Regions from separate parts of the Homo sapiens genome. Here regions 2, 3, 4, 5, 6 and 7 are each linked to region 1. The links are chromatin loops, found by intact Hi-C in ENCODE. Cell type or tissue: Caco-2. All regions are shown on one strand.

Region 1 (4,000 bases):
CCTGAGTTTACATTCAGGGGAGGAGAATGTTAAAACAATAAGCAGATATATACTTTTTTGTGTTTTTGGTTTATTATTTGTTTATTTATTTATTTATTTATTTATTTTTGAGATGGAGTTTAGCTCTTGTCGCCAGGCTGGAGTGCAGTGGCGCAATCTCAGTTCACTGCAACCTCCACCTCCCAGGTTCAAGCGATTCTCCTGCCTCAGCCTCCTGAGTACCTGGGATTACAGGCAAGTACCACTACACCCGGCTTATTTTTTGTGTTTTTAGTAGAGAAGGGTTTCGCCATGTTGGGCAGGCTGGTCTCGAACTCCTGACCTCAGGTGATCTGCCCACCTCGACCTCCCAAAGTGCTGGGATTACAGGCGTGAGCCACCGCGCCCGGCCAGCATATATACTTTTAAAACAAGAGCTTAAAAATTTGGGGATGGAAATAAACAAGAGAATGAGATAGAAAAGGCCGGAAGAGATAGGAAATGCTGTAGGAACACTTAAGGATTGTGGCTAAAAAAGCTGTGATATGAAGTCAGGGCGTCAGTTCACTTGAGGGAGGAACTTTTTGTGTGTAACTCCCAGCCCTGCCACTTGCTGCCATGTGCCTACCATGATGGGTTGTGTGGGTGAACTTAGGTAGCACATGGCATTGGCGACACCCAGCCACACAGATCTAGGAGCTGCCATTCACGTCCTCATCGCTGCAAATGCAGTGTGCACCCTGTGCAGGACACCTTGCAGCCCAGGATGACACAAAGTGGATGCTAGATAAACATTAGCGGCAATCAGTGACACTGTATGAAACTCCCCATCATGGTGGAAACTTGTACTGAGAAAAGATGGCCACTTCTCAGGGTCATTGTAGCAAACAGCAAAGGTAGAGGCTTGAATGTGATGTCCTTGGAGTGGCCATCCCATGATAACTTATAAATCTTTTATTTTATCACTGTTATTACCCCTTCTACCATATTCCCTATTTCTAACTCATTGTCCCTTCTTTCTTTCCTGTTAAAACCTTTCTGCCCTTGAGCAAAGCAAAGGTAAGTTCTCACTTGTTTTCCCACTTAGTTCTATGTCAACCAAGACCTGTTTGTTTCTGCCAGTAAGTTACTTCCTAGGGCCTGTGAAATAACGTGGACTTTGAGTGTGGCTCTTTTGACAGAGCAATAGCACCACCTGCTACCACCTACTAGAAATGTCGTCTTGTAGAACAAAGAAATACGCACGCCCTGCTGTTCTGCAATCAGGCTCTGACAGAAGCTTTCAGGTGTGGTGCTTACAAGATCAGACTCATTGACTCACTCACTTCTCCCTGCTCCGTCACTACACTCCCAGTGAGTATTTCTTGAGCTACCACTGGGTCCTAAGTCTGCTCTAGGTATTAAGGACACAGTAGCACCATCGTGACCAAGGCATGGAGCTGAAATTTTCTAGATGGAGAAGACAGAGATTAAACAATAAAATGGCAAAATGATTTCAGATAAGGACCAATGTTTCAACAAACAAAATAAGATGAAGAGTTATGGGTCACTGCTTTAGATAGGGTGGGTATAGAAGTTCAAGTTTGAAGAAGCAGCTAGGTCTAGTGCTAGGAGAGAAACAGAATAAGACTGTGACAGTAAAGGTACCAGAGAAACGGGATGAAGCAGATGGGGGAAGCAGTTTCAATTCCATGGTGCGAATAAAATTGGTGCACACTCAGAGATGTTTTGAGAACTATTTGGTAAGCTCAGTAAATGGGCATGGTATAGAGCATCCTTGACATAAGTAACTCCATCTTAGAAAAAAAAAACTGTATCTTATACTTCATATGACACTTTTTGCCAACAGGGACAAGATATTTTGCTTAACAAATAATGACTACATCCAACCAGATAAGGATACAAACAAGCACATTCTTCCACTATCAGTCCTCACCAGAGGACTCTGTGGCCATAAAAAGAGTAAGGCTTCAGCAGCTCAACACAACTGACGCAGTCCTGCTATCAGTTGCGATAAGCACCTGGCATCTGCCTACAAAGGCTCTGCCCACATCAAAGACTCTTCCTTGCGAGACTGAGGGACTGCCCAGGCCAAGCCAGGAGATTCTTTTTGTCTTCGTTGTTCTCCCTGCAATGGTTCATTAACTCTTTTTTCTCTCCCTTTTCTCTTGATGTTAAATGTTACTTTGTGAGCTGTGGAATGTTTAACATGTATATAGTGACCACGTATTCTATTACATATGGTTTTCAGTATTAACTGACTTGTGGAGTGGCTTGAGCCTGTGTGCCCGCTATTCTCACTACCGAGTGAATGGGAAGTTCTGAGGAGAACCTCTTTCTTGGGAACTCCATTGAGCTCATGGTTTTTGTGATTGAAACAGTATCAATAAAAGTCTGACCTTGTGGCAAGATACAAATGTATGTGGACCTTGCACGGCTCATGAGAGGCATAACTCTGAAACATGGGTCAGAATTCCTGTCTTTCTGTTTCAAATTGCTCAACAGTGCTAAACATATTGTTTTAGACATAATAGGAGCTTAGCAAATGAGTATTTCTGTATTTGCTGGCTTCAATTGCCTTGAATTAACACAAGAAGCAGACCAGACTGGGGAAGAAAGTTATTTGTATAGAGAAATTCTTAAATGGCGAATCTGTAAGGGGCATTATCCTTACATTCTCCCTTCTCTCTGCATGCCTCTAACCAAAGACAGACCAGTCCGGACAGCCAAACGGGACCATAGAATAGTCAGGACGCATGGAGGGAAATAAGGTTGCCCAAATATATGGACATACTGTCTGAGAGCCATAGGGTATTTGCGATTAGCCGTCTGCAGAAAGCACCCTCTTGGAGATAGGAAGCATCAAGTCTAGATGATCCAGATAATAACCAAGTGTAACCCTGACAACTAGAGCATGAAATCAGGCCTGGAACCTGGTTTGGAACCCTTCTTTCTTCCTTCCCAATAGGAACAGTCTTCAAAATGTAGTGAAAGTGGGTCTCACTTAGGAAGACTATACAGTGCATCTTCAGGAGACAAGTATGTGTGGACCCGCCAGGGTAGTTATTATTCTATTTGGAAAGTCTATGGCTCTAGTGAACACCACTATCCAATGAAATTCCCTTGCTCAGATTTCTTGCTCATGAAACAGCCTTATGATGATAATTTCTGGCTTCCTATGCAGCTTTCCCATGAAGAGAGTGTACTGATTAGCCACTATGACCGTATGGCTGCCCATGACGTGTCTATTCTTACTAGAGAGCAATCATCACATTCTAGTTTATACATCAAACTTGTGTGATGTTTCCTAATGGAAATCAGTTGTTTTGAATCTGATAACCTCTGAAGGCACAATCAAATCAAGTTTTTTTTCCTATCTTTTTTTTTTTTTTTTTTTTGAGACAAGGTTTCACTCTGTCACCCAGACAGGAATGCAGTGGCATGGTCATTGCTCACTGCAGCCTGGAACTCCTGGGCTCAAGTTGATCCTCTCATCTTAGCTTCTTGAGTAGCTGGGACTATAGGCACACACCACCACACCGGGCTAAATTTTTATTTCATTTTTGTACAGACGAGGTCTCACTATGTTGCCCAGGCTGGTCTCAGACTCCTGGACTCAAGTGACCTGCCTCCCAAAGTGCTGGGATTACAGGTGTAAGCCACTGCACCCAGCCCTCAAGTTTCTTTACGTGAGTGCATTTGAGGGCCACATCTCAGTATTGTTTCTTTAAAAGACCATTCTGGGGTCAGCTGGCCTTATTCTACAACATTTCCAGTTTGGCTCTTTCTAATTTCACCACCTAGATTTGATTCATTGTAGTAACTGTCTTTTCTCAAGTACAACAGCCAGATGGTCTCTGCATAATGGGGCTTGAGGATAATAATCCAACCTGAGTTCTAGGTGTCATCTATTTCAGAATGACAGGGTAAAAGTTTAAACATAATAGAGATTACTTACATCTCCAAGGAACATGATTAAACAGTTCTGTTAAATTACTATGATTTCCTTGAGCCTTGAAGG
Region 2 (4,000 bases), 250 kb after region 1:
TTCACTTTACATTTTTATGTTATGCAGATAGCTTCTTTCCTTAAACTTAATGACCCAAGTTCTGCTAGCTGCCAACTTTTCTTCTGCAGCTTCCTGACCTTTCTCCGCCTTCACAGAATTGAAGAGCATTAGGGCTTTGCTCTGGATTAGGCTTTGGCTTAAGAGAATGCTGTAGTTGGTTTGATCTTCTATCCAGATCACTAAAACTTTCTCCATATCAGTAATAAGGCTGTTTTGCTTTCTTATCATTCATGTGTTCACTGAAGTAGCACTTTTAATTTCCTTCAAGAACTTTTCCTTAGCATTTACAACTTGGCTAAACATTTGGTGAAAGAGGCCTAGCTTTTGGCCTCTCTCAGCTTTTGACATGCCATTCTCATGAAACTTAATCATTTCTAGCATTTGATTAATGTGACAGATGTGAGACTCTACCTTTAATCTGAACATCTGGAAATCATTGTAGGGTTATTCTTTGGCATAATTTCAGTACTGTTGTGTCTCAGGGAGTAGGGAGGCCCAAAGAGAGGAAAAGAGACAGAAAAATGGCTGGCTGTTGGAGCAACCAGAACACAAAACGTTTATTTATTAGGTTTGCTGTCTTACATGGGTGTGGTTTATGGTGTCCTAAAACAATTACAATAATAATGTTAAATATCACTGATCTCAGATCAAGATAACATAATAATAATAATGAGGAAGATTGAAATATTACAAAAATCACCAAAATGTGAAGTGAGAATATGCTGTTGGAAAAATGGCACCAATGGACTTGCAGGGTTACCACAAATACTCAATTTATAAAAAATACACTACTTGCAAAGTGCAATAAACCACAATATAACGAGGTATCCCTGTATATGCAGTCCTGTAATCACCACTACAGCCAAGATATAGAATATCTACATCATTCCAAAAAGTTTCCCATTGCTGCTCTGTGGTGAAATTTCCTCCCTCAGATCCCCGAACTGATTTCTGTCCCTGCAATCCTCACAATGTCAGTATAGTGTATAGTCTTTTATATCTGACTATTTTTACTTAGCATAATGCTTTTGAAATTTATCCATCTTTGCATATATCAATAATTTGTTCCTTTTCATGACTGAGTAGTATTTCACTGTATGGACATGTTGCAACTTATTTATTCATTCACGTAGGTAGACATTTGGGTTGTTTAGGTGTTATAAATAAAGTTGCTATAAACATTACAAACAGGTCTTTGCTGGACAATTTATTCATTTTTCTTGGGTAAATACCTAGGACTGAGATTGTCGGATACTATGTTAAATATATATTTAACTATATGTAAGAAACTTGTGTATTTTTAAAAATGAAACAGTATCACTTAAATTATGAATAAAGCTACTACACTGGCTGATGATACGTCATAATTTTTTTAAGAAAGAACAAACACACACCGTACTTCTAAACTTGCACAATTAAACAAGGAATGCACTAGTATTGTGTAAAATACATGTAAAGTGCTCATATTTGACTAAAATTAACTAGACATCATATGTAAAACACATAGCATAGACTTAATGCATACTGCATACCTAATGACTGCTAATTCTCCACTGTTCAACTTTCCTTTTTCCCAGTGCTCTCCGCTCCCCAGTCCTCAACTCACACAAACCCACACTTAAATTTGAATCATTATTTGTTAAATCAGTTATAAAAGAGGACACACTCTCTTGCTTTTCTTCAACTATTATCTCTTAAAGCAAAGCCAGTTTCATTCATTTCTTTAAGCTGCTCTTTGGATAAATAAGGGGGAGCCTCTAAACGCAGTAGAGCCTGTACTCAGGAAACATTTCAGGTGAACATCACCATCTTGTGTCAAAAAAGAGTAACTGCAATACCAAAGTTATCAAATAGAAAACAGAGAAGTCAAAATGTATGAAGGTTCATTTTTTTCCAAACTTATTCTGACGCATGTGTCAATTAAGTGTTGCAAAGCTTAAACTCTTCATGTTTTATGAATTTAATGCATTAAAATTTCAAGCTAGATTGTGTATATCATAAAGGAACTAGGTTTTCTATTACAGGCCCCTTCAGATACTTTTTTGACACCACACACACACACACACACACACACACACACACACACACAGAATGCCAGGAACAAAATGACACTTCATTATTGTTAATACTCTTTATGTACTTTAAAATTAGCCACCAAATTGCCCTTCTACTAGTGACTTTAAAACATTCAACATATAGTCCCAGATTTAGGTTTTGGCTACACTGAACATTCGTTCTCAAACATGAGATTCTAGGAGCATTAACAATAGAAGACAAGAAGCTTTTTCAAATTTATAAGTGATTCAACTTTAATCATACAGTTAGATATTTCTATTCTAACTCAACATTATTTTTACATTCATATTCATTAAAAAATAGTTAAAAGTATATTAAATAGAACCAAAATATTGCAGGCTAATCAGACATCTGTGAAAAAAGAAAATATGCTGCTCAACAAGTTCTCCTTTTTCAAAGAGTAATAAATTTTAAATGAAAAAGTTAAGGTGTACTTCAACTGTCAAGCAAGGTTTTTATTACACAACAACAGCCTTAAAGGCTGATTGATTGCTTTTTCTTTTTTTTTTTTTTTTTCTGAAAATCACATGGTTAATCACTTTTGCACACCTGGATAATATCTGCTTGCTTTATGATCTGTTTGAAGAAATAAACGTTACAGTAACAAGAAAGTCTGGGAAGGTGGTACCTAAAAAGAAACAAAACAGAAAACAAAAAACAAAAACCTCAGAAACTTGTTTGGTAAGTAACATCCTTTTATATAACATTGATAATCTCTATTCTTGTCTGTCTCTGTGTCACAAAAGAAGATAATTGTAGAGCTTGAATGATATATCAAAGATTATCTAGTACATTTTTCACAGGTACAGAAACAGATGCTCAGTGAGGATAAATTATTTCAAATAATACACAGTCTGTTAATAACACAGCTAGCATCAGAAACTAAGATCTCTGCAACCATCTGTCTGCCTTTACTCTTCCATTGCTTGTTTCTGTTAGTTTTGAGCTTTCCTATCACACTCTGTATAAGGCACTCTGGCCCCTATCATATTTATCCTCTGTTACAGGTGTCAAATCTCATTTTCCTCCAGACCCATTTCCTCAGCTACATTGCTGGCATTATGCAAAAGCTCCTTTCCAATGTTGTGCACTCTCAAAAAATTCATCCAGAAATACTAAGGTTTGGGAAGGTCTGTGCCCAAAGCACTATAAGCAAAAAGTTCAAAGAAGAAAAATACAAAACTCCTCATACAATAAGTCTAATATCACAAATTCATGAAACGGCAACTATAAAGAGCAAAGTATTCAGAAAATTAAGTACATATTTCAGCATTGTCTTAAAGCTAAAAGAAATTAAAATAGCTGGTTTTAAATATCTATGGAGTTCAAACTAGATTAGTGTTGAACTCTTCACCTTATCAGTATATATATAATAAAACTTTGGTTATGAATTTATCTGAATTTCAATGAATGAATATAAGTCTGCTCACTCTTATCTATTTCCACCAAAGAAAGCAGAAAGCATTTCTTTACCCAGATAGTATTCTTAATAGCAGAATTTTACTTTCATCTGTTCTTCCTCCATAAATAATCTCAACCATCTAGTTTCTCTTTAGGAGTTCTCTTTGGTAACTCTTCAGAACATCCCCTAATTATCTCCATGTCAATTAAATGTTCCATGAAGTTCACCTAGATTGGGGATCTTGAACTAGATACTTTAAACAATTTTTCAAAAAGAAAGCTATATAAATTCTTCTTGGTATTTAAGATATATAGTGCCTTTGCTATCAATGAATAAAGAAATACATAGAGAATGACAGAAACAAGATCCCACAGTTGACAAGTTGGGAAGATTAATCAAATCTAATAAGATGAATTTAGTAAGAATAAATTCCTCTATTCCTATGGCCTAAAGCCTTTGTAGCCATAGCCATGGAAATAATTGGGAAATCACTTGGACTTA
Region 3 (4,000 bases), 420 kb before region 1:
TAACATTAAAGAAATTGAGCAAAACAATAAGTAAAAAATTATCATGAGGGAAAAATAACATCACTGAGATCAGATAATTTTACAGGTAAATTCTACCAAAACATTCAAGAAACAGATTATTCAAATTTTATACACACTCTTTGAGAAAATATAAAAGGACAAAAATTTTCATCTCATTTTGATACCAAAACTAAAAGACAGTGTAAGTAAGGAACATTGAAAGCTAATCTCAGACATGAACACTGATGCAAAATGCTGAATCAAATATTAAACAAGCTAAATCCAGAAATTAATAAAAATAATATGCCATACCAAATCTTGTGTACCCCAGAACTGCTAGAATGATTTTCACTAGAAATTCTATCAATAAAATGAATTACTTTAACAAATTTAAGGAGGAAAAAGAAGTGACCATCTCAATAGAAAGAGGAAAAGCATCAATAAATTTCAAATCTGATTCATAATAAAAACTAATAAAGGAAAGATATTTCCTTAAAGAGATGATGAGTACCTAAAAAAAAAGAAGAAGAAGAAAAGGAAACTTCAACAAAAGTTATTTAATGGTGAAACATAAAAGTATTCCGTTAAAATCAGGAACAAGTAAAGGAAGACATAAAAGGTTAATTTCTGGAAGTGGAATAACTGAGATACAGGAAATTAGTATTTTAATTTTAATAGATAATACAAAAGCACTCTTCCAAAAGGTGTTGATTTTACAATTCTAGTGCCCATTTCCCCATACCTTTACTGGCATTGAATGTTATTCATCTTTTTAATCACTGCCCATCTGTTAAGAAAACAAATTTTATTTTTGCTTTGTGAAGATTCTGTTTATGTCATTTGTAGAGTCTTACTTAATATTTTAGGTTGTTGTAGCTTACCATTGTTACTGAATATTGAGGGAGAGGAGGATGAGAAAGGTTGCCAATAGTCTTAACTGAGCTTAATGGCATCGGTAAAAAATGAAAATGATCTCTATGAAAACTTACCCAAAAGGGCATTATAAATATGTGTAGTATAACAATGTTATCTGCACCAGAAGTTGAGTCAGGAAATCTGTATCTGTGCCTCATGCCTTATTTCAGCCACCATATCCTTCCAGAGGCTTCATGGCAGGCAAGCAACACAATGAGAGAATTCTGGTGTTCTCAACCATGGCAACTCTCACAGCCATGGGTGAAGGCCTCTCCCCTGAGATCTCAGACCTGGAGATGCCTCTGTCAAGCAATGGCTCTTGGGTGAACATGTATGATACAACTTCTATTATCGCAAGTCTGGAACTGTATTCACCAACATATGCACATCCAATGCTACCAGAATCTATGAAAACTCAGTGATAAAAAAATCAGAGTCAAATTCCCCCAGGTTTTTGTTTTAACTGCTTTCTTGCAGAAAAAAAACTTCTTTTCTGGATGAATGCTGTTTCACAGAAACCCATTTCTCAGTCTACAAACATAGTTTCCGGATAATAATTTGCAATAAACCTTTTGCTCAAATCACCAAGAACAGGAGGTCTGAAATATACTTCAGAGTTGTGTGACTTTTGAAACCCACCTCAGCAGCCCTGAAGCTGTTATTTGTTGCTCTTTTTCAGATATAACCTCAGTCCTTCCTCACTGAGAATATTAGGGTTAAGATTTAAGAATACAGATAGTCTTTGAATTCAGATAGCTCTGGATTAAACACCAGTTCCTCCACTTAAAGGCTGTGTGACCTTGGGTGAGTTCCTCTAAGCCTCCATTTCCTCCTCAGTTTTTTGTTTTTGTTTAGTTGTTGTTGTTTTGAGAAGGAGTCTCACTCTATCACCCAGGCTGGAGTGCAGTGGTGCGATCTCGGCTCACTGCAACCTCCACCTCCCGGGTTCAAGCAATTGTCCTGCATCAGCCTCCCAAACAGCTGAGACTATCGGCGCCTGCCACCACACCCGGCTAATTTTTATTGTATTTTTAGTAAAGACTGGGTTTCACTATGTTGGCCAGGCTGGTCTTGAACTCCTGACCTCATGATCCGCCCCCTTCGGCCTCCCAAAGTGCTGGGATTACAGGTGTGAGCCATCGCCCCAGGCGTTCTCCTCTGTTTTATGAAGACAGTATAGCCCTGCACTGAATAATTGTGAAGATCAAATGAGACAATGTATTTAAATCATACCTTTAATAAGTGCTCAATAAATGGTAGCTATCATCACTATTATTTCTCTCAAAGAATGCTCCTTTCTAGATTCCCCAGTCCCTCTTGCTTTTCTTCAGTTCCCTCACCTCCTCAAAGAGCTATCGAGCCCAGCCTTGGATTGGCTAAGTCACTCACAAGTCCAGAGCGCAATTCACAGCTATGTCCATACTGCGCCCTCTAGTGTCACTTTAGGGACTATGTGACTCTGGAAGCGCCGTTACCTCCAGGATTACGCCAAGGGTGTAAATTTCTCTATGTCAGGTGCATGCCCTCCACTGCCAACGTCACTCCACAGCTTGATAATGGTGGTGCTCACAGAGCACTGACATTCATTTAGGTCTGGGTAAGGCTCACATTCCATAAGGTGGGATGGAAAGAATCATCAGTCCCTTCTAACAGGGAGCTTTCAAGCTCCAGAAACCAGGAGACTCATTCAACACATTCATCTCTATATGTCCACCTGGGACCATTAGGCACATAGATGTAAATTTTATCTGGAAATAGCCCTGAGTGCCCCCATGCGTGTGTACAGCCAGGGAAACACACCTACTGGGAGGTCATACTCACCACCCCACTTCTAAACCAGGCCACAGTTTAGAACCCCTTGGTTATATAATATGGATAACGGATGTCTAATAAATGCTTTTAATGGCTTGAGATTATATCTGCTCTTGAGCCTGTGTGTTCAAAGGTAGTAAAACCAAAACACTGGTGAAATGGTAGAAGAAGAATAATAAATTTGTTGACACAAAATTCCAGCACAGATTTTCAATTGCTCATCTCTGTTCAATATGACGAGAAATGAGAGCTAACACCTATTCAGCACTTGCTGTATGTTAGGTACTGTTCTAAAAGTTTTACCTGTATTAGCTCATTTAATACTCAGAACAACATTACAAGGCATTTATTTTTCCCATGTTTTAGATGACAAAACTGAGGCACAAAATGGTTAGTAAGTGGCCCAATATTGAACGTTTACCAAATGGCAGATCTAGGTGAGTAACAAATGGCGTTAAGAAAAACCACAAAATTACAACTTTAGAAAGTTTATCAGAGGGAAAGAAGGAAGGAACAAAGGAATGAAGAAAGGAATGAAGGAAGAAAAGAAGGAAGGAAGGAAAGAAGGAAGGAAGAAGAAAGAAAGAAATTAAGAAAAACTACATGTGATATATTTTAACACAAAGCAGACTCCCATCAATGTAACCAGATGATGTCAGCAGGATGGTGAAAGGACTCAACATAAAGAAAGGACTGTTGAAGCTGTTGAAACAATCCAATCAGCTACTTCTTGACATTCAGACAGTGGTCCAATCTGAGTGGAAGAACCACTATGAACTCTTGCTGTGGGTCACACTTGCTAAGACCAAGCCATACCTCCTGACATAAGACTCTAAACCATACTTTCTACTAGAAAATATAAGAAACATAGTAGCTCTCCCTAAGGGGCTATTTCACCATTCATAAAGATGATAACTTGGATAGATATCTATGTTAATCATGCTTTGAGAAGTCAATAAGATGTTACATTTGTTGAAAAGTAATTTAAACAGACTAAGACACCAACCTGAAATGTGCTCAAAAAGGTGATCATGTGCCCTTAAACAGACCTTCATCTACACTATAAGCCATGTAGGTATCCATTTTATGTGTCTCCTAATCTTCCATTATCAAATTATTTATTCTCAGCATATTATAAGCAATAGTAGCAGAGGATCATTGGCTTGGTACTAACTGTGATTTTCAACTCTTGTCCTGAACTGAATCTGCAGCAGCAGAATTTTCCTTGGCTCTTACAGGTTATAGGAAATGGTACATTCCTGGTCCTCTTTGA
Region 4 (4,000 bases), 160 kb before region 1:
AATTCTTGGACCAAGGCCGTGATGAAAGAATGTACTTGGATAAGAAACAGAAGATCCTTGCACTTGGCCACTTGGAAAGCTTCTTGGTGGTAGCCTAGGCAGTAATTAATTCACAGATCCAGGTGTTGTATGTATGTTGTGTGTGCTCTCAGAGCATGTCAGGACAACTTGAGAGCAAGAAGTCTGCAGCCACGTGGTTGGGAAGAGAAAGTGCCTTTTAAGAAAAATAAAAAATGGATGTGAGCATTTCACATAGTCAAGTGTTTGCATTAGAGACCAAACAGACATCTACCTCTTTACAGAAATGTATTAACATGCCCGACACTGAAACACCTAGATTAAAATACTTCAACATCTATTTTATAATGTGTCCTCTTTATTTTACCTTCAAAACCACAAGACAATTACCTGCTTCCTGTTTAATATGTACTGAAAATGGAAACGAATTTGATTTTTACCTGACAGCTGTCCCTTCAGATTTTTCCTTTGTTTTGTATTACTATGGCTAGAACAGCCCAGCAGGACCATGACTGTATTTTTTTTTATTGTTTTTTTTGAGACAGCTCACTCTGTCGCCCAAGCTAGAGTGCAGTGGCACGATTTGGGCTCACTGCAACCTCCGCCTTCTGGGTTCAAACGATTCTCCCATCTCAGCCTCCTGAGTAACTGGGATCCAAGCCCGGCTAATTTTTGTATTTTTTAGTAGAGACAGGGTTTCACCGTCTTGGCGAGGCTGGTCTCAAACTCCTGACCTCAAGTGATCCGCCCGCCTGGGCCTCCGAAAGTGCTGGGATTACAGGCGTGAGCCACTGCGCCTCGCCTGACTGCATGTTTTAAACAAAAACTGAGACTTATATGTGTGGACGGTTGGTTGAATTCATTTCAGACTGACTGGGGGTGGGATCTGATGGTCCTAGTGTATCCCCAGTCCCGCTGCAAGTGGAGTCCTCCATGTCGTTAGGAAGATCAGAAAAGCTATCTTGTGAAATGTCACCATGCTCCAGGGCTCTATGGGCAGTCTTCCACTTTTCTACAATACCCCAAACCTATGTGTACCTTTCCCCAGCCTGATGTTGAACACACTCTAAATTACAGCTGTGGACACAGAAGCACAGGTGCGGCCCAGCTGCAGTGGCCATCCTGCCCATCAACCTCTCTGCTTACAAGCCCAAGAGGTCAATGCGAAGCAGCAGGGCCCCCTGAGGACAAGACGTCTCCCTTTTCCCGTAGTTGCACGGGAAGCAACCCGAGACCTCCGAACTTGATGTTTAATGTGAAAAAAGGAAAGAGAGGGAGCCCATGAAAAACAATCTTGCAAGAATTCTGAACACACTTCTTTCGGCTACTCTCTGCCTAAGTGCAAAGGGCACCAAAAGGGTACGTGGGGTCTCCACTGTACTCATGGCTCACCAAAAGAGGCGACTCCCTTCCAGCAATTACTTTTTCTTAATACGGAGGCGCTTCGGCAGGGCTGACCAGACCCATGAGTCTCTCATGCCCTCTCCTTGACAATGCAGCAAGGGGGAATAGCAACAGTTAAAAGAGCGGACCACCTTAAGTAAAGGAAAAAGCGTATTTCCATATTCTTAAACAAAGGGGTTCTGCACCATCTGTCCCTGTCTGGGTGCCTCCGCTCCACACTGAGAGGATTTGCGAGGGATTCAAGTGCACCTTATAGATTAAATAGTCACTCGGCTGCTTAAGCCCGGTTGCCCAGACAATGGCCGCGCAGAGCGCCCCTTCCTCCTTCCTTCCTGTCGAGCGTTCTGCCTGACTACACAAACTCAATGCGCGCGGCTCCCCCGATGCAAGAAGTGGACTTGACCGGAGCTAAAACCAACAAAGGCAGATTCTGGTGGGAGCTGCGGAAGCGCCGGGCACTGAGTCAACAAGCGGGTCGCATTGAAATGCAAATGGCGCGGCCGCGGCCCCGGCGCACCACCTCCCGCTCCTTAACTTCTCAACCCCCGGGCCTCGCCGGGCCTTGAATGGCTCCTTTGACGCGCGGTGGCCGGCTCGGGCCGTGGTCGCGGCCTCGGCGGCGGCGGCGGCAGCGCTGCGTCCCTGCGAACTCTTTTTTTTTTTTTTTTTTTTTTGCCGTAGTTATAATTGCCCTAACTCATCATCACATCATCATCATCACCCTTCCAGACTTGCGGGTGTACACAGCCTGAAGCGCAGAATTCCCTGATCAGTGACCGAGGAACTGAAAATTTCAGCCTGCTGCTAAGGGGGGAAAAAAGTTCCAAAGTCCAATTGTGGCGGTTAGGTTTTGTTTTTTCTAAGAATTTACTCACTTAAGTATTTACTCACTTAAATCCTGTGCGCTTTCTTTTATCCAGAAAGAACCAGACTTAAATTTTTTCAGGTGCTAGATGACATATTTAGCTTAGAAGGAAGTTCTCGCGGATGCTCTGTAAACGTTTAAGTAAAAACAAATCCCGTTTGGCACTTAGTTACCGCCCGCCGTCTCTCCCCACGCCTCCATCCCTTGTTTTACTTTGGCGAGATAATATTATCAGTTTGCTGTTTATTTTGTGCTTTCCCTAAGGTCTAAAGTTAATGCATGTCCTGTTAAAATTCCTACAGGACAGTAAAGGGAGAGTAAAGGTGAGTTTTCTTTACAGAAATAAAAGGCTAATTTAATTTTTTTAAACGATGAGTTACTAGTAGTAGTTTAAAGCTACGTGGTAATTAAAAGTCACCTGAAAACCTAAGATGACCTTCTACAGGAGCTATATTTGGCTGCTATTTCAGACTGTTAGGAAATAAGGACTGATATATCTATAACAAATATAATGAAGTAAATAATTTTTCAACTCCTAATTTTGTAAGTTAACCAGAATATAATCGTATTTGAACATCTAATAGTTGTGTAATTCACTGAAATACACAGATTATTTTGCTAAAAAGCAACTAAAGAAACATGCTACCATCTTTAATTTTGCATAATTTTTAATTTATTTGGTATAACAGAGTCGAATTTAAGAAAAACTTTCATAGTTGGCGTGGCTTAAAATCAGAATACTTTATGCTTTTTGAAGGTAGGTCTTTTCTTTTGGTAACACCTCCCTACCCAGCACACAGGTGTGTGTGCAAACACACACACACACACACTTTGGCCTATAAAAAATAATTGTTGGATTGCGTTGAGCTGAGTTGAGTAGACTTAAAGAGTCGAGTTGCTCTACAAGGCAAGATTCAGAATTACAGTAATGGCATTACTTTCTGTAATGTATATCCAATAGTTCTGCTTGCGCATCCATTCTCCCTTATAGAAGGTGAACCTAATTTTCATTCAGAGGACTATCCCTCTCCCACTCACAGTCTCAGTGGTTCAGTGAGGCCGACCCCATCCACATACATGGCTCCAGGGCCACAGCTAGTCCATACAATGTCTTCACACAAGTTAGAAAAATGCACTGCTTCCTTCAGGCAAATGAAGTCCAGCACCAGAGCACCAGCCTTGCCCAGAAAATAGCCAGGGTTGCACTGCCTTGTCAGCTGGGGCTTTGTACACTTCACATCACATGCAGTCCTTCCTATTTCCAGCAGTAAACATGTGACTGCCATCAGCCTATTCAGTCTATAGTGGTAAGTTTCAGGAACAGGCATATGAACCAAGTTGATCTCATGATAGCCGGGAACTTTTGCTGAAATTATTAGAATAAAGCCATTCTTGCTTTCTAGTGGAACTGAATAACTCAGGGGTTCCCAACCCCCAGGCCACATACTGGTACTGGTCCGTGGCCTGCTAGGAACTGGGCCACACAGCAGGACACTGCTCCCCATTGCTCACATTACCACCTGAGCTCCGCCTCCTGTCAGATCAGCTGTGGCATTAGATTCTCATAGGAGAATAAACCCTATTGTGAACTGCACATGCAAGGGATCTAGGTTGCCAGCTCCTGAGAATCTAAAGCCTGATGATCTGTCACTGTCTCCCATCACTCCCAGATGGTCCCATCTGGTTGCAGGAAAACAAGCTCAGGGGTCCCAC
Region 5 (4,000 bases), 300 kb before region 1:
TTTCTAGTTGTCAGAGTTTCTGTTTCCTCAAGGTCTTCTCTAGCAACAAAATCCCAAAATTCTTTAAGAACATGAAGATGGCTCTTGATACAATTTTGTATTATATTGCATGTTAGATCTACAAAGAGGCTCTTCTCCCTATACTGAGAGAAACTCTTTCTGATTGAGTCCTTGTGTCTTCTAAAGTGGATCACTTTATGGTATTGTTTGTTCTTAATAGTAATGATCAGAATGGTAACACTAAGCAAAGAGCACCTGTAGGGCTGGGCTAATTATTTTACATATTAGTTTATTTAATCCTCCAAACTTCCTGTAAAATAGGTTTTCATTTCTGCATGGCATAAGAGAGGCTTTCAAGGGATTAAGAGGCTGCAAGTCACAATTTGGTAAAATCTGGAACTAGTAAAATCTACATCTCTCCCCAACTCCAAAACTTGTGTTCTTTATGCAGTACTAACCAGAGTAAGAAGGAAAATGTGTAAATAAATTATGCTACTTGACAGTTATAGAACCTAAGCAAATGATAAATGCAAAGTCTACCAGTAGTGAGTCAAGAGCAAAGTCTAGGGGTTGAACCCAAGCAGCCCCAGACATCCAATCCAGAGCCATGTTTGGGTTAACATTCATAATGTTTTGATTTTTATTCAGAATAATTGCCCACATTTAAAACTATGCAGAATTCCCATAAAAAGCAGGACTGAGAACTTCTATTGACAAATCAGAATATCTAGCAACTTGGGCCTCCACATTCCCACATGGTAGCAATAAGTGAAGCAGAGTAGCAGATGCCCCTTCGGACAGGACACTCCACCCATGCACTGCAGCCTACTCTCTGCTGACTTAGTTTGTGTGCCTGAACCCTCAGGGCTTTTGAGTTTGTGACCCTCCTTTTCTCCATGGCATCCAATGTAGTCAAATTAGAAGGGTAAAATGTTCTCAACTTCATAAATATACAGTGTGTCAAAAACTATAAGAAAGAATGTAACTTGTACCTTTTCCTCAATGGTTTCTTCCTGGGGATGACCCAGAGATTGTGAGGGTTTGGAGAACAGCCTAGGGCCTTCAATTAAAATAGTTTTGTCTTTGGTTACTACCGGAATAAACCTGTAAGCAGACAGCTGTTTCATGCCAGCTGAAATTCTAGTCTTGGGTGGGATGGCAGAGGTTTATGACTTCAGATGAGAAACAGGCAGGAACAGATTATATTCTTATGCCAAGTTTCTCTCTTTATTGCCATGGAAGCAAGAAGAGCAATGCAGAACATGGAAAGCTTTGCTAGAGCAGTGTTTCACTCAGACTTTCTGCAAGACATCAGGAGCTGCTCGAGATTTTGCAAACACATTTATGGGAAAATCATGGCTATAGAAAAGCTCCTAAAATTAAAACAGAGCTGGAAAAGAATAAAGATCATTGCATTTGTCTTTAAACTCAGAAGCAGAACCCCTGGGATTTAGCATTGTATAACAACACTGGAAACATTATTAACATTAATAAATAAACATCTGGATTGACTTGCAGTCTAAATTTAAGTGTCCTAAATATTTTGGCTCAATTATAACTATACTGCTTTTTTCTAAATTCTCAAATGTTTCTTCTGTCCTTAGCTTATATTTCATTTTCTTCTAACTCTTTTAACTCGAATCTTTAAATGGACCTTGTTGTATAAATGTTTAAGCACCAAATGTCTATATAAGGATATGGAATTGATATTGATTTCAGATTTCATATTTGTACAATCTGGGTTCTTTACATACTTATAGGCTTTTAATTGGAATTACATAATCACACCATTTGTTTATCTTTATTTCATATAATGCTTTCTGTTATATATAATTTCAAGAGTGCCAAAATTTACCAACAAAGTTTTAGTTGAGCTAAAATTAAACCTGCATGCTATTATGAAGCTATCTGTTATTTCCATTTTTAAATATAAAATTAGCCAGAGTTAGCCCAGTTTGGGATAGTATTAGGGAGAACCCATAAAATATGGTGACATAAACCACATTATGCCATAATCATGGCCAAGTTTCACTTGAATTCTCAAATGTATTCAAAAAGCAAGAGTAAAGGTCAGCAAAACACATCTTCACCAAGAAAAGTGCAGTAAAACGAATGCCAAATTAAATGGGCCAGCTACAGAGAATTCTACCCATAAACACAATGCTTATACTTAATCTGTTTCTCACCACCTTCATTTGAGAACGCTGGTCTCAGGTCCCTGGGCTGCTGTTCCTGCCTTGAGCTTTTTTGTCGTTGCAAGCCACGGGGTTGCTATGCAAAGTCCCAACGCATGGAACCAGAGTTAATCATTCACAGGCCTTTTTGCCTGAAATAAGATGCTTTTCATTTCCCTTGGCTTATGTGAATAATGAAAAAAGAAAACAAACAAAGGAGATAACTGCACAATGTTAAAAGATAATCCCTTAGCATAACTATTGTCTAGAAGGCTGAGCACCGTAGTCAGGCAAAAATCCAGTCTGCATTCAGTGACTACACTGACATTTATTTATAAGAGATTATGCCGTGACAGAGCTTCAAGTCATTTAGAAATGCTCCCATTCCCCAAGGCCTTCGTTATATTTATATGCAGGAGCCCATATTATTTTTCCTGGTGTTATGGCAACAAGGATTTCAGTGTTTACAGAGCTATCAAGTTCTGACAAGCCAAGCCGGGGACTTTGCATCACTGGCTTGCATTAAAATGGAGCGCAGGACCTGGAGAGCTGAGCTGAAGCTCAGCTGTCTGAACAACTAATACCTGAGCAGAAGAGGGTTAGGAAGCAGGCAAACGGTGCTAATCAACTCACAGAGCCACTTTCCCCCAAGGGAATTTGCCCTCATGATCCTGCGGTTTAAGAAATATATTACAAAATACGCTGAACCTAGGAAGTCATATTAAACTCAAAAGAAAAACAAAACCCAAATTCCTACTACAATTTTGTACTCTGCGTGGATGTTTTAAAGCTGTGTTGAGTATCGTACATTAGAGTCCTTTATTAGGCCTCTGGAGTAGAGAAAGGGGAAATGAAAATGCAGTGGGTGAAGAAAGGGCAGAACAAATACTCTCTCTGTGCCCACCTTTGGTTTTTAACTACACAATGGAGATCAGCCCAGCTTACGTTCACACCTAATTTAACCACTGCCCAGGGCCCAGTAGTTTCTAGCATACTCCAGCTCTGAAGCTAATTACTGCAGGAAGCTGGTTATGAAAATGTCCCAGAAATATCTGTATCTCACAGACAAAATTATTTTGAGAACTTGCCACCTGCTCCACGAAAATAAATATATGGAAGCAGGACCTTGCGCTCCATGGTTTTCTACATTGAAGTTGTTTTCTGGAGTTGGCCCAAACTCCTCCATATTCTCTGACTAGAGACAGAGCTAGAAATCATTTAAAAAAAAAAAAAAGTCCTTCCAAACATACTCTTTGGACATCTTGGTTCTAGATGGAGCAGGAAATAAAAGCCACAAGCTTAACCTCTGATACAATAAGCTACCACCTTCCAGTTCTAGATTTGGGCCTGGGAAATAATCAAGTCAGAGTAAAATGAAACAAGGAGTTCTAACCACATTTCTTTTTCTTCTTTTTCTTTCTCTCTTTATTTTCTTTCCTTTATATATGTGTGTTCATAAGGGTATTGGTACTCATTTGGTTATAAAAGTGTCACACTGAATTGTAGAATGAACTTCACACACGTCTAAATCCTTTTCAGTTTTTTTGAGATAGGGTCTCCCATTGGCAGTGCAATCATGGCTCACTGCTGCCTCAACCTCCCAGGCTCAAGTGATCTTCCCATCTCAATCTCCCAGGTAACTAGGATTACAGGCAAATGCCACCATGCCTGGGTAATTTTTTGTATTTTTTTGTAGAGACAGGGTCTCACTATGTTGCCCAGGCTGGTCTAGAACTCCTGGGTTCAAGTGATATGCCTGCCTCAGCCTGGGATTACAGGCATGAGATACCACACCCAGCTAATTTTTTTTTTTAATTGAGGTTTTG
Region 6 (4,000 bases), 210 kb before region 1:
TAGTAGTCAGATATACGTTGGGAAATCCATGTCCCTCCTCAAGAGACCTGTCTGATGATGAGAAAATTGTCTTTACTCAAGAATCTAAATTACCCAATTTCATTACACCATGGTGTGGACCATCAGCGGCCAAGTATAATTTTTAAATTCATCTTTCTTTGCTCTCCTTTTCCCTGAAACCTACCTACAGAGTCAGCTAGGTGCTTGGTTTTATAGGCAATTTGTCACAGTTTTTTTTTCATAGCTAAAGATTACTGAAATATTTGAGACTTTTTTTTAGACAGGGTCTCGCTATGTTGCCCAAGCTGGCATGCAGTAGCTATTCATAGGAACGATCACAGCAGCCTCAAACTCCTAGCCTCCAGTAATCCTCCTGTTTCAGCCTCCCAAGTAGCTGGGACTACAGGCTCACTCTGCACCCAGCTGAGACTCGTTTTTTAACTTCACATTGTAAAAAGCAAATAGTCAATTCATTCACGTAGGTTTTTTAAAAGCCAATTAAGTACATAAACCATTATTTGTGTAATACAAGTTCAAATAATGAAAAAGTCTCCTTTTTTAAAACCTTTAACTAGTTCTTTTGGCATCACAGATACATATATAGATGGTTTCACATGGTTCCAATCCTCAAATAAAAATATTTAAATAAGATTTCATACTAACATGGCTTTATCCTGGCATTTCTTAAACAGATGCAGAAAAATTCCCTTCTAATAAATTATCTGCTCCCACTGCCGCCAACATCCACTCCATCACTACCACCAGCCCCAAATTGCTTTATTGCAGTAGAATTATGTTATAATGTTAAATTGCTATAATTCGGTTTCCAGGCTAGAGGAAAAGCAGCACATATAGTCAGTCTTTCAGAGGCACATTAGCGAATGAAAAGTATATTGCAGGAGAACTAAGGAAGTAAGTCAAGGAACTTTGTCGGGGAAGAAGGAAGTAACTCCTACAGGCTATTTACCCCTTTTACGCCACCCTCTTTGTGTATTCCTGGGGTTTGCTTTGGTTTGGGTATACAGATGTTTGAGGTAGTGAGTGATCATAATAAAAGGTGACTGCAACTTGATGACAGGGCTAAAGAATCTTGGAGAGTTCAGCTGTGCTCCACTACCTCTCTGTTCTCTCCCCAATTCCTAATGTCTTTCATGCTCAACTGAGTCCTTTCCATGTAAAGAGTGACTGATATGGGGACCACAGCAAACATTTTTGCAACACAATTTCTTGCTGTAGAAAAGCAGTTGTAATCAAAATCAATAAAGCACTATTCCTGTGAGCCTCTACGAGACATAGAAACGATATCATTCTACCCAACCCTTCTTTGAAGTGAGATTCCACCACTACCTACCCCTTCATTTAATAAAGATTCATTTTGAATTATTATGCATCGAGTCCTCTGATAGACACAGGGCAGGGAGAAGGGGAGAGACAAAGAGGAAATGACAAGAATGTGGGCCTTGCCATCAGTGTTCTGGGAAGGGGATGGTTGAGGGAATGAGGCATTGTAAGAGAGGAATGTAAAAATCTAACTTTTTGCAGTTCTTTTTCCCCTTTAATCAAGCCCACATGTTTAACACCAGGAACTAAATGTGGTGAGGAGAGAAGGATTATAAAAATGTTCACTTTCATCCTACAGATATGAGAAAACAAGAACATATTGCCATTACTCGACAACTTTATAGCTCCAAATAATGCTAGCATGCAGTAAATCAATGCAGGCTTTCGCTGGCTCATGGAATGCATACCTCACGTTTGCTCTGAGAGGGAGCCCGTGTGATTCCATCTAGTGCCAGGCTGCCAATGGCCCTAGACGGGATTGAGGAGAAGGGGCTGGGGTTGACAGGGGGAAGTGGGGGTCCGATCTGCTCTCAGAGCCAACAAATTCTCCAATCCCTAGTCCCTCAACAACCTTCCTTCTCTTCTTAAGGAATGACAGAAATCAGGAAATATTACTTCGGCTTGCAGGCTTCTGTCCTGGCCTATCAAACCCACAGAGAAGTCTCAGCAAATTACTGGAAACTGCACTTTGAACTTAGTCCCTGGCAAGCAGCCCAGTCAAACAGAAATGTAAAAGTTCCTTTCCTCCGCGGGGCCCCTGCACCAGGGTGTCCCTATAGACACTCTAGAGCTGATTGCAACAGGTTGGAATGAGGCCCCACGCCAGGAAAACAAGCCCTGACCAGTATGATTTCCTACTGCCTGTGTTGTTTCTTAAAAAGGTTTTTTTTGGCTTGTTCTCCCTCGTTTTGTTGGACTAGGTTACAGGCTCAGGTCCCATCGAGGAAAAGACTGGCACCATTTTCACAAAATGCTTAATCCTTGTTTAGTTCGAAAACTGCTCCATCAGCGCCACCAGTAAGTGTAGTCATGTTGGGGGGCAGCTGGGGGAGACTGGTCAGGCCAGTTGCTAAGCAAATTCTTAGAACTCCCAGGGAATCGAGAAGTAATTAGCTTGTAAACCCTGCAGATATTTCTACCTCCGACAAGGGAGACAATATTTCTCTGCCCACAAGGCTTCACTACGTGGTACTAAAATAAACCAACAACAGGGACTGGCATGGAATGAACAGCCTCAGCCGTGCCCGGTCCCATAGCTACTTCTCCTTCATAAGGGGAAACAAAACATTGGCCTCTTTCTAACTGTTATATTTCTAAGAAAACTCAATTTGTACAAGCAAATAAACTGACTCATTATAAAACTAAGAGGTCAACAAGAGGCAGATAAAACTAAAGGTTAGACAGCTGGAGAAACAAGCCTCTCTTCCAGCTGTAATGGGGAGCTCCTTTGGAGGAAGCAACAAGTGCCTTGGGGGATCCATCGTCAACCTGGGAAGAGGAGGGGGCAGGAGAAGAAAGAGGAGCTCTGGCACACTCAAAGCCCATTTTCTGTTGGATCAAACATTCCTTTCGGAAAAACTAAAACTGATGCAAATCATAGCCAGATCTGGCCAGCAGTGACCTAACTCTCTTAATGTGCAATTATTTTCACTGCTTTCTCATAATGGGTTATTTTTCTACATTTGTATTGTTGCATATGCAAAGTGTAAACAGGGCAGTGATCTACTCTTCTGATAATTTTATAAAGAAAATTTCCCAAATGTGTTTTTTAAAGCCCTACATTCTCCCTAAAGGTTTCACATGGATTGGTAGAACCGCTTGTTTCATCTCTCAGCCCACAGCTTACCCCTTCCCTGCCTCCCTGACCTCCAACTGACCCAGTTCTGTAATAATCAACAGTCAATGAACACCACACAATTCAAAAAAAAAAAAAGAAAATGCTATTGGGCAAAGTTGCAGTTAGGGCACTCCTGGTTAGCCCTGTCATTTTTGAGGGAGGTTCCCACAGGTTTTTTATTCTCATTGTTAATGCAGAACTTTTGCACAGCATTTTTCATCTCTTTCCCCCTCTCCTGCCTCCCAGTGGTTCTAGTAGAAGTAAGGTAAGAAAGAACAACAAACCCAAGTTTCATATCAAGTCTACAAAGATAGTATATTCAAGGTGAATCATTCTCTCATCCAAGTATTCAATGTACATTTATTATTATTCCCTCTAACAAAGCAAATATCACCATACATATATCCCTCTTAGTCTCTATGTCCTCATTTACAAAATAACCTGATACAAAAATACCTACCTCCTGGGGATGTTGTTCCAAGAGATGACAAGTGTGGGTGGTCACACCCAGCATGCAGGAGATTCCCTGGGAATAACTGCAAATAGAAGGCTGGATGCTAGATAAGAGGTGGGAGCTGGAGGGGGGCCTCTGGGTAGCAGAAGAACAAAGCCTGCTGGAGAGTATGAACTCCCTAAGAGAAAGGGCAAAGGGTGTAAAGCAGAATCAGGAACTTAGCTGGGTGGGTATCAGGAATTAGAGCAGTGTGAGCCGGGCACAGTTGTTCTGCCTGTAATCCCAACCACTCAGAGACTGAGGCCGGACAATAGCTTGAGGCCAGGAGTTCAAGACCAGCCTAAGCAACATAGTGAGACCCAGCCTCT
Region 7 (4,000 bases), 920 kb before region 1:
AAATGGATATTTCAGAAGAAAAGAGACAATGACAAAGAAGGAATTACATTTATCTAGAATTAAAGAAAACTAAGAATTCTAAAACTAAAAGCATATTTCAATTACTAAGCAAAAGGAAAATATAGACACATCACAATACATCTGGAAAGCATTGAAAACAAGAGGAAATACTTTACAAGCTAACAGAGAGAAAAGACAGACTACCCATAAAGTAATTGGAGTTAAACTAACAGCAGTCTTATAAACAGAAATAATAGATGCCAGCAGTAAATGAAAAAATATATCCCACATGCTGAGGGAATATATTGTTGTTTTAGAGGTATAGAACAGGCCAAATTACCGTTAAAGATATTTGGGGGGGGCCGGGTGTGGTGGCTCACGCCTGTAATCCCAGCAGTTGGGGAGGCTGAGGTGAGCGGATCACCTGAGGTCAGGAGTTCGAGACCAGCCTTTGCTCCTCTGTCAATGATGAGTTGACTGTATTTGTGTGTGCCTATTTCATGCTCTGTTCTGTTCCATTTATATATGTGTCTGTTATTTTGTCAATGTCAGGAACTGCCTTGATTACTATAGCAATATAGGAAGTCTTCAAATCAGATAGCACGAGTCCTCCAAATTTGTTGTTCTTTGTCTACAACATCGTGTTGGCTCTTCTAGATTTTTTACCTTTCCATATCAAAAATAGCTTTCTGGGGTTTTGATTGGGATTGTGTTGAATCTACAAATCAATTTGGGAAGAACTGACATTTTAACAGTAAGTCTTCTAATTAAGGACATGGAATATTTCCTCATTTATTTAGATATCCTTTGGGTTTTTTTCATCAGAGCTTTTGTAGTTACTGTTTACTGTTTTTGAGCATTTGTGTTATTTCCAATTTGAGGCTGTTATATTATGAAAATTATAATGTCTTTGGACAAACACATATGCTCACTTGCCCTATGTCCAGAAGTGGGAATGCTGTGTCATAAGATAGGAATATATGTAGCTTCAGTAGGTATTGCCAGTTTTCCTAAGTAATTGTAACAATTTGCTCTTTTCACCAGCAATGTGTGAATAGGATACAAACAAAAAAGACCTTACACCTTATACAAAAATTAGATCAAAATAAATCATAGACATAATTGTAAAGTGCAAAATTTTTAAACTTCTAGAAGAAAACACAGGAGAATATCTACCTAGCATATGAGTCTTTGGTTTGGCTCAAACCATATGACTCATTGGTTTGGCAATGAGTCTTTAGATACAACAGCAAAGCCATGATCCACAAAAGAAAAATTAAGTTGGACTTTACTAAAATTTAAAATGTCTGCTTTGCAAAAGACAGAATAGACGGTTAAAGAGTCAGGTAAGAGAATGAAAAGAAGTCACAGACTGGGAAGAAATATTTGCAAACTATATCTGATAAAGGTGTATCAAGATATACAAAGAACACTTAAAATTCAATAGTAAATAACCCAATTAAAATATGAGTGATGGATCCAACAGACATCTCACTAAAGACATTACGTATGGCATATAAGCATAGGAAAAAATGTTCAACATCATCAGTCACTAAGGAATTGCAAATTAAAACCTCACTGAATTACCACTACATAACTATTAGAAGGGCTAATATCTAAAAAACTGATAATACCGAATACTGACTAGGATATGGGGCAACCAGAAATCTCACTCATTGCTGATGAAAGTTTATAGCAGCTTTCTTAATAATCACTGAAGAGTGTCAGCAACCAAGATGTTATTCAATAGGTGAGTGGATAAATAAACTGTGATACCCCCATAGAATAAAATGTTATTCGGGGATTTTAAAATGAGCTATCAAAATACAAAACAAAATGAAGGAAACTTAAATTCACATTGCTAAGTGAAAGAAGCATGTCTGAAAATATTATATACTGTTTGCCCAATAGTTGACATTCTGGAAAAGGCAAAATAATAGAGACATAAAAAAGATTAGAGGTTGCCAAGGATTCTAGAGGAAGGTTGAAGAGGTGAAACAGGAGATTTTTAGGGTGGTGTAACTATTCTGTATAATACTGTGATGTTGGATACATGATTTTATGCATTTATCAAAACCCAAAGAGCTTTACAGTACAAAGATTGAACATTAATGTATGCAAAGTAAAAAAAAAACAAATCATTTAGGGGGTTGGGGAGCCCAGATGGCATCCAGACTGTGATAAGAGAATATATTATAAATGTATGAAACAATCTGACTGAAGGGAATAGGAGCAAGAGATGTGGACCTAAGTATCTTTGGAAATGAAAGGTGTCTGTAAGATTTAAGGCAGAAGGAAATGGGCATAAGCACTCCATTCTAGCTGACAACCTTTTTTCTGTGGAGATATAGGTTAACAGCTCTAATACTGGTACATATGCTCCTGGAATTGAACAGTTAACCAAAGGGATAGCAGGTCATGAGAGCCAGATTTTTCACTGTTGAAGTGGGAATTTACAGATAAGCAAGGGTAGGAGGCTAGGATAATCCACATGGTTATAAATTAGTTTGAGACATCAGTATATACTCATATTTAGCTTAATATAGATACCGACGGACATTGCCTTAGTCCATGTGAGTTGCCTATAACAAAATACAATAAACTGGGTGGCTTATAGGTAACGGAAATTTCTCTCACAGTTTGGGAGGCTGGGAAATCTAAGATTAAGGCACTAGTATGGCCAGGTTATGGATGAGAGCCCTTTTCCCAGATGCAGACATCTCACTATGTCCTCACGTGGTGAAAGGGGCAAGGCAGCTCTCTCGGGGCCCTCTTTTACAAGGTCATTAATTCCATTCATGAGGGCTCTGTTCTCACAATCTAATCAGCTCCCAAAGGCCCCACCCTCTAATACCATCACTGTGGTGATTAGTATTTAACATATGAATATGCGGAGGGAAACATTCAGACCATAGCAGCTACATATAAATATAACACATTTGTATACACACATGATCTTTCTTGCTTTGTTGGCTGAAAGGCTTAGAAGCAATGACGCCCAGTGGCAAAGACCACACCTAATAGCCCAAGGTCTGAGCTGAGCTGCTTGCCCATCACTCCAACAGAGCCATTGCCGCCTTTCCTGCCTTGCTTTCCTTAAGCTACCTGGTTAATGTTTACAATACAGCAATAAAAATAAAATGGCTTTGTGTTCCTCCTCCCTAACAAAACTTGATATTAAAGTGAAATTTTCAGTATTTCATCCAAAGATATTCTGGGACTTTTATCCACTAAGATATCAATGATGGAATCACTAGTTTTGAGCTGGATAAAAGAATGAAGTTCTCAATATCTTTAAATCATACTACTTCCAAATTTTATAGATCTTACTTTGGTTTCAGGATAAATTTGATAAAATACACTACATATCAAATGTTGGGCCAGACATAAATATTGAATAATAAGTATAATATTTTAAAATGAAATCGCAACATAGTAGGAGGAATGATAGCACTACTACCTATATTTTATTAAACTCGCTATGTTTATTAGTATATACTTATATATTTACACATGACTTCAAAAAATAAGCAAGTAAAGAAATCTATGCAGTAATAATTATCCAGAAGCAACTTTTGCAGTGCTAGTACTAGCATTCCATTTTCATTGTTAGAGTGAACTTATTACATACACAATCACTCTAAATTCTTGCACAAATTCTATTCTTATAATTATTCATACTATTTATTTTTTAAATAATTAAAACCAAGCACTTATGGCCTTAATACTCACAAGCCCTGTATAATATAGTGCCATTATTTCCATCTCCAATTTACTGATTAAGGCATTAGTGTGATTACATGATGATCACATGGTTTATCAATGGTAGAAATGGCATTAAAACACACATCTAATGTCAAAGCCCAGGAATTTTACCTTTCCTCCATGCTGTCACCATAACTTATAACCAGTGTCTTTAGTAATTAGTGTTCTGATATACAGAGGAAGAAAGGAAGAAAGGAAAGAAGAAAGAAAGAAGAAAGAGAAAGAAAGGAAGGAA

What was found. Hi-C counts contacts between places; a loop is a spot of excess contacts. Peaks named below come from ENCODE experiments on the same cell type or tissue, not always from the same donor. Only the 100,000 strongest peaks of a DNase experiment are listed, where the experiment ranks them.
Region 2: it touches region 1 in a loop (7-fold over the local background); 4 of 110 quality-filtered maps call a loop at or near these places.
Region 3: it touches region 1 in a loop (12-fold over the local background); 3 of 110 quality-filtered maps call a loop at or near these places.
Region 4: a loop joins it to region 1, with 8 times the contacts of the local background. A loop is called at or near these places in 2 of 110 quality-filtered maps.
Region 5: it touches region 1 in a loop (7-fold over the local background); 9 of 110 quality-filtered maps call a loop at or near these places.
Region 6: a loop joins it to region 1, with 5 times the contacts of the local background. A loop is called at or near these places in 3 of 110 quality-filtered maps.
Region 7: it touches region 1 in a loop (14-fold over the local background); 5 of 110 quality-filtered maps call a loop at or near these places.

Annotation. Positions count from the first base shown.
Region 1 is chr4:123,347,546-123,351,545 of GRCh38, reverse strand. LOC124900774 (a long non-coding RNA gene) reads left to right here and starts at 325. Exons shown (of 2, transcript XR_007058263.1): 1 at 325-1,332; 2 at 1,829-2,392. RefSeq lists enhancers at 1-84, 996-1,526. In Caco-2, no CTCF peak of the experiment used is centred here; DNase peaks (open chromatin) are centred at 1,215 and 1,995.
Region 2 is chr4:123,100,909-123,104,908 of GRCh38, reverse strand. The region is part of intron 14 of AFG2A (AAA ATPase AFG2A); the gene reads right to left. Among named protein-coding and RNA genes, the nearest start is that of AFG2A, 180 kb to the right of the region's middle. In Caco-2, a CTCF peak has its summit at 1,783; no DNase peak of the experiment used is centred here.
Region 3 is chr4:123,771,365-123,775,364 of GRCh38, reverse strand. The region is part of intron 3 of LINC01091 (long intergenic non-protein coding RNA 1091); the gene reads right to left. Among named protein-coding and RNA genes, the nearest start is that of LINC01091, 120 kb to the right of the region's middle. In Caco-2, a CTCF peak has its summit at 2,366 (motif pointing left); a DNase peak (open chromatin) is centred at 2,314.
Region 4 is chr4:123,503,695-123,507,694 of GRCh38, reverse strand. No RefSeq gene overlaps it. Among named protein-coding and RNA genes, the nearest start is that of TRC-GCA2-1, 3.2 kb to the left of the region's middle. RefSeq lists an enhancer at 1,307-2,154. In Caco-2, no CTCF peak of the experiment used is centred here; DNase peaks (open chromatin) are centred at 1,934 and 2,464; H3K4me3 peaks cover 1,720 bases.
Region 5 is chr4:123,648,519-123,652,518 of GRCh38, reverse strand. It overlaps LINC01091 (long intergenic non-protein coding RNA 1091), which reads right to left and starts at 2,528. Exons shown (of 6, transcript NR_027105.3): 1 at 2,190-2,528. In Caco-2, no CTCF peak of the experiment used is centred here; DNase peaks (open chromatin) are centred at 2,258 and 2,668; H3K4me3 peaks cover 658 bases.
Region 6 is chr4:123,553,702-123,557,701 of GRCh38, reverse strand. No RefSeq gene overlaps it. Among named protein-coding and RNA genes, the nearest start is that of LINC02435, 34 kb to the right of the region's middle. In Caco-2, no CTCF peak of the experiment used is centred here; DNase peaks (open chromatin) are centred at 2,101 and 3,781.
Region 7 is chr4:124,263,105-124,267,104 of GRCh38, reverse strand. All of the region lies in intron 3 of LOC105377406 (a long non-coding RNA gene), which reads right to left. Among named protein-coding and RNA genes, the nearest start is that of LINC02516, 290 kb to the left of the region's middle. In Caco-2, no CTCF peak of the experiment used is centred here; no DNase peak of the experiment used is centred here.